2 separate regions of the Homo sapiens genome follow, and region 1 is linked to region 2. Evidence: chromatin loops called from intact Hi-C (ENCODE). Cell type or tissue: A673. All regions are shown on one strand. Each heading gives the region's core, and the rest is flanking DNA. Links, peaks and the distances in the headings are about the cores only.

Region 1 (5,000 bases), core at 1-5,000, 380 kb after region 2:
CTCAAGCTTTGGGAAAATTGCATGGCCCTTTGGGAATCTAATGTAAGTTATTAATGCCCCAAAGATGCCCATCTACAAAATTATGCAGACAATTTCAGATCCTAGGTTTAAACCCATCTGTGCGCTCTTGGGGGAAGTCCATGGACCTTGGCTAAAAGTACAGAGGTGGCCATGGTTCTGAAATACTGTGTGATCTTGAGCAAATTAACTCATCATTTCTCTAAGTCTCAGAACCTCTGTGAAGTACTTGGATTAACTAAAAGATTCCTTTTAGTACTAAGTTTTTTGGTTTGTTTGTTTGTTTTTGAGACAGAGTTGCTCTGTTGCCCAGGCTGGAGTGCAGTGGCACAATCTCGGTTCACTGCAACCTCCACCTCCTGGATTCAAGCCATTCTCCTGCCTCATCCTCCTGAGTGGCTGGGATTACAAGCATGTGCCACCACACCTGGCTAATTTTTGTATTTTTAGTTAGAGATGGGATTTCACCATGTTGGCCAGGCTGGTCTCAAACTCCTGACCTCAGGTAATCTGATTTCTTTCAGAGAAACAATTTTTTTTTTTAGTTTGTTTGGATTTAATAGTAGAAGAATAAAATAGTGAACATTAAATACTGATCATGTGACAAATACTTATATATCTAGAAACACAATTACAAAGAAAAAATGAGTTTCTAGATTAACTCTGAAAATTTTTTAGTCTCCTTCATGCACCACATATTAAGATGCAGTTAGTTCTATGTTAGTAATACGGGAAAGAAATCTTTTAAACCTCTGAAGGTTAAAAATAACACTTATGCCTGACTTATAAGCAATCTTACATTTAAAAATCTACGCTTGACTACTTCACAAACAGCTATTTTAATACATCATTTGTCTAGAATTATAGAGGCAAAAGGCATAGCCACATCCATTTTCCTGTTTGTTAAAAGGGCAGAGAAATGTGGAGAGAGGAAGAGGAGAGATGGTGATGATGATATTGCAGGCAAGACCAGATCATAGGAAGGGATTTAGATTTCCCTCTCAGTGGGATGGGAGGTCTCTGGCAAATTTCAAGCAAAGGAGTGATATAATTTCTTCCTTTGAATGATCCCATAAGTTTTACTGAGCCCAGAGTAGGTGTGCAGTAAGTAGCCATTATTAGCTTTATTATTCCCCAACTTTAACAGTCTAATTTACTTTGAATTAAGTTAATTTAACTAAATTTGACTGTTTCTTGCTGATTCAGTCATCACTGTAATAGATGTATATTGTGCTTCCCACACTTTACTGGTCATGTAATCGCCTCAGGATCTTGGTTAAAATTCAGTAGGTCGGCCGGGCGCGGTGGCTCACGCCTGTAATCCCAGCACTTTGGGAGGCCAGGGCGGGTGGATCACAAGGTCAGGAAATTGAGTCCATCCTGGCTAACACGGTGAAACCCCGTCTCTACTTAAAAAATACAAAAAAATTAGCCGGGCGTGGTGGCGGGCGCCTGTAGTCCCAGATACTCAGGAGGCTGAGGCAGGAGAATGGCGTGAACCCGGGAGGCGGAGCTTGCAGTGAGCGGAGATCGCACCACTGCACTCCAGCTTGGGTGACAGAGCAAGACTCCGTCTCAAAAAAAAAAAAAATTTCAGTAGGTCTGGGGTGGCATCTGAGGTTCTGATTTTTTTTTTTTTTTTGTTAGATGGAGTCTCCCTCTGTTGCCCAGGCTGGAGTGCAGTGGCACAATCTTGGCTCACTGCAGCCTCCGCCTCCCAAATTCAAGCGATTCTCCTGCCTCAGCCTCCCAAGTAGCTGGGATTACAGACATGCTAAGCTACCTGCCACCACGCCTAGCTAATTTTTTTATACTTTTATTAGAGACAGGGGTTTCACTATGTTGACCAGGGTGGTCTTGAATTCCTGACCTCAAGTGATCTGCTTACCTCAGCCTCCTAAAGTACTGGGATTACAGGCATGAGCCACCACGCTCAGCCTAAGGTTCTGACTTTCTAATAAGCTCCCAGCTGATATAGACACTGCTGGTCCTTGGAATAAGAAGGGTAGAAGTAGCTACCTAGATAGCTACTAGATAGCTAGGAGTATCTAAAACGTTCCAAAGTGCCATGTTTTCTTAGTTTTTAAGATTTTTTTTCCTCCACTGCTGTCACTTCTTGTTGCTATTAACTTGCCTATTTTTTACCAGCCTCTTCCCTCACTTCTGTCAAGGGCTGAAACCAGATTAATCAAGGGTCTAAGAAGCATGTTTAAAGCGATGGTAAAGCACCTGGCCTCGGTAACTTATCGTTTCATTTGAAGAAGCAGCTTTGCTTATGTTCTGGTTCTCAATGGGCTCCACAGAGGAGAGCTATTTATATGTATACCATTTAGAGGCATAAAGTTTTACTACATTTAAAGATTGGTATATACCATTTTATGTTACTTAGCATAAACAATTTTAAGTTAAAAGCAATATCATATAAGGAGGTAGAAGCACTTCGGTGTGTTGAAAAACCTCCATTCTTTTCAATAACATATTCAGACACGGACAGGGTGACTTAAGTATATAAAAAGTCAAAAGACAAATTTTAAAAAGATTAATGATCAGGAATTCAGGAATTGTTAACTGGCCTATGTATCCCTTAACTGGGATACAAAATTGTGCCCACATGGGCATTTTTCTAGGGAGGTCTTTTGATTCCTGAAACCCATCTCTTACTATTCAGGTTAAGTGCCTGGGTAGCCACTGAGCATCTGACTTGATGAAGCCCCACCAGGTGATTCTGGCAGTCAGCCAGGCATAGGAACTGCTGGGATGGATATATTGCCCTCAATCTAAGTGCACAGCTTTTGATTCACTCTCTCACTGGCTCACTCTCTCTCTGTCTCTCTTGCTTGCTCTCTCGCTCTCTCTGTCTCAATCTTTGTCTCATTCTCTCGCTGTCTCTCTCGCTCTCTGTCTCTCTTGCTCTGTCTCTCTCTGTGTCTCTTGCTCTGTCTCGCTCTCTTGCTCTGTCTCACTGTCTCTCGCTCACTGTCTGTCTCACTCTTTTGCTCTCTCTCGCTCTCTCGCTCTGTCTCGCTCTCTCTCGCTCTCTCGCTCTGTCTCGCTCTCTCTCGCTCGCTCTCTGTCTCACTCTTTTGCTCTCTCTGTCTCTCTGTCTCTTTCACTCTGTCTCTCTCAGTCTCTCCCTGAATCTCTCGCTCTCTGTCTCGCTCTGTCTCTCTTGCTCTCTCTCGCTCTTTCGCTGTCTCTCTCGCTCTTTGTCTCTTGCTCTCTGTCTCTTGCTCTGTCTCGCTCTCTCGCTCTGTCTCTCTCTTGCTTGCTCTCTGTCTCACTCTTTCCCTCTGTCTCTTTCACTCTTCCTGTCTCTCTCTCGCTCTCTGTCTCTCTCGCTCTGTCTCACTCTCTCTGTCTCACTCTCTCGCTCTGTCTCTCTCTTGCTTGCTCTGTCTCACTCTTTTGCTCTGTCTCTTTCACTCTCCCTGTCTGTCTCTCTTGCTCTCACTCTGTCTCACTCTGTCTCACTCTGTCTCACTCTCTCTGTCTTGCTCTCTCTGTCTCTCGCTCTTTTGCTGTGTCTCTCGCTCTCTCTGTGTGTCTCTCTCTCACTCTCTTGCTCTGTCTCTCTCGCTCTTTCGCTCTGTCTCGCTCTCTGTGTCTCTCGCTCTCTCTCTGTCTCTCTCTCTCGCTCTCTCTGTCTCTCTCACTCTTTAGCTCTCTCTCTCTGTTCTTTCTCCACTGAAACTCTTGAAATGTAATGGCTTATCGTGTGGCTTTACCCTAGGGGAAAAGATTACCTTGAGGTTGTGTTCAACAGAGGAGGAAACAGCAGAGCTTCTTAGCAAAGTCCTCAATGGTAACAAGGTGGCATCTGAAGCATTAGCCAGGGTTGTTCATCAGGATGTTGCCTTTACTGACCCAACTCTGGATTCCACAGAGATCAATGTTCCACAGGACATTTTGGGAATTTGGGTGGACCCCATAGGTAAGTATAGGAAAGTATGTTTGTTCTTATTTGCAATCTTTTTTTTGGTGGTGGGGTTGGGGATGGGTGTTGGAAAAATAAAAATTATTGAGTGTAGTTTAACTCTGCTAGAAGTTTTTAAAATTTTAAAGTTTTAAAACAATGAGAGTTGAGGTGTATGTGTCATGTGTTCTGTATATATACATATATATTATAGCCGTGTGTATATATATACATATCTATAACAGGTGTGTGTATATACACACACATACATACAGGCACACATGCAAAGATGAATTAACTTCTCTTCAAAAGACTTCAGGGACCAGACTGGTAAGTAAATGAGAGAATGAAGTGAGAGCAGTTATGACCAATTGAGCACACATACCATTTAAAGAGCACTTAGCTTTAGCAGATTGTTACCATATGGGAGTACAGGCCAGCTCTTCAGATTTTTAAAGAGAAACCAAAATCCAAGGTTTTCAGCGATATATCCCAATTTCTAACCGTTAGCTACTAATTCAGTTAAAGAAGGAAACAATCAAAAAAACACAGTACAGGTCAAGCAAAAAGCTGAATGTGACGCATGAGCAGTTTGTGAGCCCTGCATGAGCTCTACATTTTTTTTGGTCATGATTGTGATAGAACCATAATGTATAATCCATTGTTTTGAAAATGTAACCCTTTTTTTTGAGACAGAGTCTCGTGTTGCACACAGGCTGGAGTGCAGTGGCACAGTCAGAACTCACTCACTGCAGCCTTGTCCTCCTGAGCTCAAGCAATCCTCCTATCTCAGCTTCCCAAGTAGCTGGGACCCAAGTAGGTGGCAGAGTTGCATGCCACCTCACTAGGCTAATTTTTTATATTGTTTTTAGAGAAGGGGTTTTTACCATGTTTCCCAGGCTGGTCTCGAACTCCTGGGTTCAAGCGATCTGCCTGCCTTGGCCTCCTAAAGTGCTAGGATGATTACAGGCATGACCTACCATGCCCAGCCAGCCTTTATCTTCAATGATGCTATTAATACAAGTTCTAGGTAATAATTTTAATAAGCTCCCCCTTCCTTTTTTTTCTT
Region 2 (8,148 bases), core at 1,521-6,520:
AAAGAACAAAGCTGGAGGCATCATATTACCTAACTTCAATCTATACTACAAGGCTATAGTAACCAAAACAACATGGTACTGGCACAAAAATAGATGCATGTATTAATGAAACAGAAGAGAACCCAGAAATAAAGCCCACACCTACAACCAACTGATCTTAAACAAAGTCAACAAAAATATACAATGGGGAAAGAACACCCTATTCAATAAATGGTGCTGGGAAAACTAGCCAGGCATATGCAGAAGTATGAAACTTGATTCCTACCTCTCATCATATACAATAATTAACTCAAGATGGATTAAAAACTTAAATATAAGACCTCAAACTATAAATGTCCTAAAAGAAAAAGTAGGAAAAACTCTTCTGGACATTGGCCTAGACAAAAAAATTATGACTAAAATCTTAAAAGCAAATTCAACAGAAACCAAAATAGATACATGAGACTTAATTAAACTAAGGCATCTCTGTATAGCAGAATCAACAGAGTAAACAGACAACCTACAGAATGGGAGAAAATATTTGCAAACTATACACTTGACATAGGAGTAATACTTAGAATCTATAAGAAACTTAAACAAATCAACAAGAAAAAACTAATAACCCCTTCAAAAGTGAGCCAAGGACATGAACAGACACTTCTCAAAAGAAGACATAAAAGCAGCCAATAAACATGAAAAAATGCTCCACATCACTAACCATCAGAGAAACACAAATTAAAAGTATGATGAGATACCATCTTCTACCAGTCAGAAAAGCTACTATTAAAAAGGCAAAAAATAACAGATTTGGCAAGTATGCAGTGAAAAGGGAACACTTATACACTGCTGGTAGGAATGTAAAGTAGTTCAACTGTATGGCAAATAGTATGGAGATTTCTCAAAGAGCTTAGAACTATCATTCAACCCAGCAATCTCACTAGGGGGCACCTACCCAAAGAAAAGGACATCATTTTATCAAAAAGACACCTGCACTTGTCTGTTTATCACAGCATTATTTATAATAGCAGTCATGGAATCAACCTAAGTGTCCATTAATTGTAGACTGGATTTTTAAAATGTGGTACATATACACCATGGAATACCACACAGCCATAAAAAAGAATGAAATCATATCCTTTGCAGCAACATGGATGTAAATGAAGGCCATTATCCTAAGTGAATTAATGCAGAAACAGAAAATCAAATCCATGTTTTCACTCATTTTTTAGTTTTGTTTTTGAAATGGGGTCTCACTCTGTTGCCCAGGCTGGAGTGCAGTGGTGCAATCTCAGCTCACTGCAACCTTCGCCTCCAAGGTTCAATTCTCATGCCTCAGCCTTCCGAGTAGCTGGGACTACAAGCATGCACCACCATGCCCAGTTAGTTTTTGTATTTTTAGTAGAGATGGGGTCTCACCATGTTGGCCAGGCTGGTCTTGAACTCCTGACCTCAAGTGAGCTGCCCGCCTCAGCCTCCTAAAGTGTTGTGATTACAGGCATGAGCCACCATGCCCAGCCCAAATTTTCACTTATAAGTGAGAGCTAAACAATGTGTACACATTTTGTACGTTGATTTTGTATCCTGAAACTTTACTGAATCCATTTATAAGTTCCAGGGTCTTCTGGAAATCTCTTGATTTCTGCCTTAATTTAATTGTTTACCCAAAATTTATTCAGGTGCAAGCTGTTTAGTTTCCATGTATTTTTGTGGTTTTGAGAGTTCTTCTTGGTATTGATTTCTAATTTTATTTTATTATGGTTCAAGAAGATGCTTGATATGATTTGGATATTTTTGAATTTATTGAGACTTCCTTTATGACAGAGCATGTGGTCAAGTTTAGACAATGTTTCATGAGCAGATGAGAAAAATGTATACGCTGTGGTTTTGGAATAGAGTATTCTGTAGATGTTTGTTAGGTCCATTTGATCAAGAGTCCAATTTAAGTCCAGAGTTAGTTTTCTGCTTCAGTGAACTGTCTAATGCTGTCAATGGGGTTGTTGAAGTCCCCCACTTATTAATGTATGGCTCTCTCTTAGGTCTAGCAGTATTTGTTTTTTAAACCTGGATGCTCCAATGTTGGGTGTATATTTATTCAGCAGAGTTAAATCTTCTTGTTCAATTGAACCCTTTAATGTTACATAATACCCTTCTTTGTCTTTTTTTTTTTTTTTTTTGCTGTTGTTGGTTTGAAGTCTGTTTTATTTGGTATAAGACTAGCCACCCCCACTTATTTATATGACAGATCTTTCTCCATCCTTTACTTTGAGCCTGTGGGTGTCATTACATGTGAGATGGATCTCTTGAAGATAGCAGAAGTTTGGGTCTTGTATTTTAATCCAATTAAGTACTTGTGTCTTCTGAATGGAACATTTAGGCTGTTAATGTTCAAGGTTAATATTTACATGTGAGGTTTTGTTCCTGTCATAGTGTTGTTTGCTAGTTGCTTTGTGGTCACAATTGTGTAATTGCTATATGGGATCTGTGCATTTTGCACTTATGTGTGCTTTTATGGTAGCACATATCATTCTTTCATTTCCATGGTTAGAACTATTTTTAGCATTTCTTGTAGTTTCAGCCTGATGAATTCCATTAGTGTTTGCTTGTCTGAGAAAGACTTTATTTCCTCTAGAATATGTTTATGAAGCTTAGTTTGGCAGGATATGAAATTTTGGGCTGGCTTTTTTTATTCTTTAAGAAGGCTAAAGATAGCCCCCAATCTCATCTGGTTTGTAAGGTTTCTGCTGAGAAGTCTACTGTTAGTCTGACAAGATTTCCTTTATAGGTAATTTGGCTCTTTTCCTTAGCTGCCTCTAAGATTTTCTTCTTTCACATTGACCTTGGATACTCTGATAACTACATCTCTTGGGGATGGTCATCTTGCATGGCATCTTGCAGGTGTGCTTTAAATTTCTTAAATCTGGGTGTTGAACTGTCTACCCAAGATTAGGGAAATTTTCCTGAATTATTCCCTAAAATATATTTTTGAAGTTGTTTTCTAGCTTTTTCTTTTCTCTCAGGAATGCTATTACATTATAGGTTTGGTCACTTTACATAATCTCATGTTTCTTGGAGGTTTTGTTCATTTTTTAAAAATTATTTTTCCTTTATTTTAGTGTGGGTTAATTCAAAAGATTAATCTTCAAGCTCTGAAATTCTTTCTCTGATTTAGTCTATTGTTAAAGTTTTCAACTGTATTTTGAAATTCTATTAGTGAATTTTTCAATTCCAGAAGTTTTCTTTGTTTTTTTCTTAATATTATTCTCTTGTCTTTCATATCCTGAATCATTTTTCTGGTTGGTTTGTATTGGATTTAAACTCTCTTGGATCCTGTTGAGTTTCTTTGCAATCCATATTTTGAATTCTTTATCTGTCATTTCAAACTTTTCAATCTGGTTAGCATCCATCGCTAGAGCTAGTGTGATCCTTTGGAGGTGTCAAGACACTTTGACTTTTTGTACTGCCAGAGTTCTTGTGTTGATTCCTCCTCATTCAAGGTTACTGTTACTTCTTATTTTTGAATTTGCTGTTGTTTGGATGGAACCTTAACTTTTTTTTTTTTTTACATTTTTTAATCCTTTTTTCCCTTGAGCATATGACTGTAGTTTATGTTGTATATGATCATTCAGATTCATTCCTTATTGCTTTTAGGGGGCCAAGGCTCTGTAGGGGCTCTTTGGTTCTGGGTAGTATCTGTGTGATGGCTTTCTCAGATGCTGCTTGTTGTAGTGGTGTACTGGACATATGAGCCAACGTACTGTTGCCTAAAAGGCTGACAGTGTGGAGGTCTCAGGAAGATTATGGACTAGCATTAAGCGCCTCTGATAGCAGGTTTTTTGTTTAGTGGTGCAGTTCAGCCTGTAATCCAGTAGATGGCACTGAAGAGTAAGAGATAGCTTACCCTGGGTTAGGCTAATGTTGAGTGGAAGCACCCACCCTGATTGGGGCTGACGGGTGGAAAGATATCATGTTGGGGTGCATTGAGGTCTTAGGATAAGGGGTGAGGGTGCACAGTTCCTCATCCTGAGCCAGCAGGAACCTAATCTGCTTCCTTATTATGCTCCTGTTGCAGGGCTCACAACCTTCGGTACATAAAGATTTTGTTCTTTGGATCCTGGCCACAGTGTTGCTGCATGCTACAGATGCACCCTCTGAGGGCTACCATCAAAATGGGCTTGTGGCAGCGCCTCTTTTCCCACTCCAGAGCAGGCAACTCTTTGACTTGTCTTGCCTCTATTACCAGGATGCTGCCATTCTATGTAGGGAGGGTGAGTTGGGCCCTACCATTTGTGGAAGCCTAAGCTACCAGGGCTCACTTTCAGCAGGGGTAGAGCTGGCATGAAAAGCATGAAAACACTTTCTCCACGTGCATGCATGCTGGTCTTTAGTGAGAAGAACAACTGCTGTATCTGCAACAATATGCAAGGAAACGCAGTAAATAACCCCTTCCCCACATCTGTTCCCAGGCATAGGTGCTGCCCACTTCAATGATTGGTGCTGCACTTGCATTTCCTTTGTCCCAAGGGAGCTGTGCTCCACCGTCTTTTATGGGTGGCCCATCCTGAGGGTTAGATCTCACAGGGTTCTGCAACTTCCTGGGAACCCATTGGTCCCTTGTGCTTGCAGAAGTCAGAGTGACTTGAGTATGTTTTTGGTTTTGGGGGAACTGCCCCGAAAATCATGTAGGTTCTTTTCTATTTTCCTAAGCGTTGGCAGGCTTGTGAAATAAAGGGACAGAGTACAAAAGAGAGAAATTTTAAAGCTGGGCATCCAGGGAAGACTTCACACATTGGTAGGATCCGTGATGCCCCACAAGCCACAAAAACCAGCAAGTTTTTTTTAGGAATTTTCAAAAGGGGAGGGAGTGTGTGAATAGGTGTGGGTGACAGACATCAAGTACTTAATAGGGTAATAGAATATCACAAGGCAAGTGGAGGCAGGACGAGATCACAGGACCACAGGACGGAGGCAAAATTAAAATTGCTAATGAAGTTTCAGGTACCATTGTCATTGATAACATCTTATCAGGAGACAGGGTTTTGAGATCAACCTGTCTGACCAAAATTTATTAGGCAAGAATTTCCTCTTCCTAATAAGCCTGGGAGCACTATGGGAGACTGGAGTCTATCTCACCTCTGCAATCTCGACCATAAGACACAGGTACACCCTGGGGGGGCCAGTTCAGAGACCTACCCCTAGGTGCGCATTCTCTTTCTCAGGGACGTTCCATGCCGAGAAAAAGAATTCAGCAATATTTCTCCCATTTGCTTTTGAAAGAAGAGAAATATGGCTCTGTTCTGCCCAGCTCACCGGTGGTCAGATTTTAAGGTTATCTCTCTTATTCCCTGAACAATTGCTGTTATCCTGTTCTTTTTTCAAGGTGCTCAGATTTCATAATGCACAAACACACATGCTGTACAATTTGTGCAGTTAATGCAATTATCACACAGTCCTGAGGCGACATACATCCTCCTCGGCTGACAGGATTAAGAGATTAAAGTAAAGACAGGCATAGGAAATCACAAGGGTATTGATTGGGGAAGTGATAAGTGTCCATGAAATCTTCACAACTTATGTTTAGAGATTGCAGTAAAGACAGGCATAAGAAATTACAAAAGTATTAATTTGGGGAACTAATAAATGTACATAAAATCTTCACAATCCACGTTCTTCTGTCATGGCTTCAGCCGGTCCCTCTGTTTGGGGTCCCTGACTTCCTGCAACATTTTGGGGGATCTAGTGGTGCGATGACGCAAAGGCAGAGAATCTCCAGGAAGGGCAGAGGCCCACCAAGAGTACACAAGCAGAGTGGCACCCACCATCTCAGTTCAGCTCTGAGAGGAGTGCAGACACACCTATGCAAGCTGGCCACTCTCTGTCCTTGGGAAAATCTCAAATTGCCACTGATAATGTTGTCCTGGGTCATGAAGGCAGAGGACCTCCCCAACAGTTTGGCAGTTTGGCAGATTGTCAACAAAGTAAAAGGAGCAGAGCAGCAGTCCAATCCACCCTTTCTGTAGGGCTCCAAGTTCTTTGGGGTCAATCTCTTCCAGACTCACTGCTTTTCTTTTCTGCATCCCAACTTCTTACTGTGGGCACTCCAACAGATCCTGGTTCTGTTCCCTCAGTTTTCCATACAGAGCTTGTCCATTCACTTGTATGTTTGAGCTTTTTTTTCTGAGGAGAACTGGCATTTGATTTCCTTAGTAGCCATCATTTTCCATCTTCTTGCATTTTCAACTTACGATATTTTCAACTTATGATGGGTTTATTGGCACATAACCTCCTCATAAGTTGGCAAGCATCTACATATCTTTCTTCAGCTGGTTGCAGAAGAAGAGTCAGAGAGACACTCTCTGGATAGTCGGGAATGCATATGTCCGTTGCTTTGAACTGCCTGTGAAGGCCATGTGGAAAGAACCTGAGAGTGGCCTCTAAGAGCTGAGAATGGCCTCTGGATGATAGCTAACAGGGAAAGGGGAACCTTAGTCATATATCCCAAGGAACACAATTCTGCCAACAAAAAGAATGAGCTTGGAAGCAGATTCTTCCCCAGAACTTCCCTGATAAGAACTCAGTCCAGCTGACAGCTTGAGTTCAGATTTGTAATATTCTGAGCATACCCCTCTGTGCTGTACCAAATTTCTGATCTACCGACTGTAAGCTAATGAATGGGTGTTTTTTAAGCTGCTAAGCTTGTGGTAATTTGTTATACAACAATAGAAAATGAATATAATACAAAAAAGGTACACATAAATTGGCAAACATGTAGGTAAATCTAAACAAACATTGTATAAAAATAAAAAAATTATCTACTTGGGTGTCCTCAAAAAAAGATGAAGTAAAATTTGGAGCAAAAAAATATATGTACAACTTTTATGAACCCATAAAAATTAAAAAGCAATTTACAAAAGCAAAAAAATTTGAGAGAGGCTAGCCATAGTTAAAATATTCTAAGATCTTTATATTTGGGGGGCAGGAATTTGCGGGTGTGGTATCTCCTAAAATCTAAACTACCCTCCTTCTTGGGCAAATGGCCACCAGCCAGAGACCACAGTTCCCTGCCTCCCATTTTGACTAGGTGTGGCCATATCTAAAGTTCTAATCAATGTGAGTTGGAGTCATGTTTGTGACCTTCGCTTTTTTTGCTTAAAGGGAAATTGCTTGCCATGGACTTTTCTCTTCCTCTTTCCTGATGTTTGAAACATGAACAATTTTGACTATACAAATGCAGCCTGTAAGGGATGGGGGAGCAAAAAAAAAACAAAAACAAACAACAAAAACAAAACACAAAAAAGAAAAACAAAAAAAAAAAGGAATCATCTGGGTCCCTGAATGACTAAGTAGAGCAGAGGCATACTGCTAACCTGACTGGATATCCTGGAACTGGAGTGCTACAATCACAGAAATCTAAAATATAGGGGCATTTGGCTTAGCAAAATTTAGGGCTTAGTAGTGAGGCAGTAGCTCTTGTGTTGTTTAGGATACAGAAGCAGTTGGCTTTTCCAGCCTGTAAGGCTCAAATTTCTGGATTCTCTATCCCCTTACTTCTCTGCTTGCAAATTGGCATATTTTTGCCTTAGCTCATCTTTTTCTTATAATACCTTGCTAAAAGCAGCAAGAGCAGCCATTCATATCCTTGTCACTTTTAGTAATGTATTATAAGAAATAGCATGAGATAAGACTATGGCTCAAAACCTTTCCTAAAGCCTCCTTCAAGAAAGGAAGAAAATTCTTTGCAAAGGTCAAATTAAGGATGTTGCCTTCCAACCTAAACCTGTTGTTTCAGATGGCCTCAAAGTAGCCGTTATTAGAATGAGAAAGAAGGAGACAGGAAGCCAAGAAGTCAGGAAAAAGGCAGGCTTAGAAAACATGTCCAAAAAACCCCGTAAAACTTTGATGTAGTTACTGGCATATAAAGGAACAGGAAATGAACAGAAGCCTACTGATATGGTTTGGCTGTGTCCCCACCCAAATCTAAGCTTGAATTGTATCTCCCAGAATTCCCACATGTTGTGAGAGGGACCCAGGGGAAGGTAATTGAATCATGGGGGCCGGTCTTTCCATGCTATTCTTGTGATAGTGAGTAAGTCTCACAAGATCTGATGGGTTTATGAGGGGGTTTCTGCTTTTACTTCCTCATTTTCTCTTGCTGCCGCCATGTAAAGAAAT

The links. Hi-C counts contacts between places; a loop is a spot of excess contacts. Peaks named below come from ENCODE experiments on the same cell type or tissue, not always from the same donor. Only the 100,000 strongest peaks of a DNase experiment are listed, where the experiment ranks them.
Region 1: it touches region 2 in a loop (2.3-fold over the local background); 2 of 110 quality-filtered maps call a loop at or near these places.

Annotation. Positions count from the first base shown.
Region 1 is chr2:190,362,947-190,367,946 of GRCh38, forward strand. It overlaps INPP1 (inositol polyphosphate-1-phosphatase), which reads left to right. Exons shown (of 7, transcript NM_001128928.2): 5 at 3,749-3,949. Among named protein-coding and RNA genes, the nearest start is that of INPP1, 22 kb to the left of the region's middle. In A673, for the core only: no CTCF peak of the experiment used is centred there; no DNase peak of the experiment used is centred there.
Region 2 is chr2:189,979,139-189,987,286 of GRCh38, forward strand. It overlaps a transcript of AKAP19 not described here. Among named protein-coding and RNA genes, the nearest start is that of MSTN, 80 kb to the right of the region's middle. In A673, for the core only: a CTCF peak has its summit at 3,816 (motif pointing right); no DNase peak of the experiment used is centred there.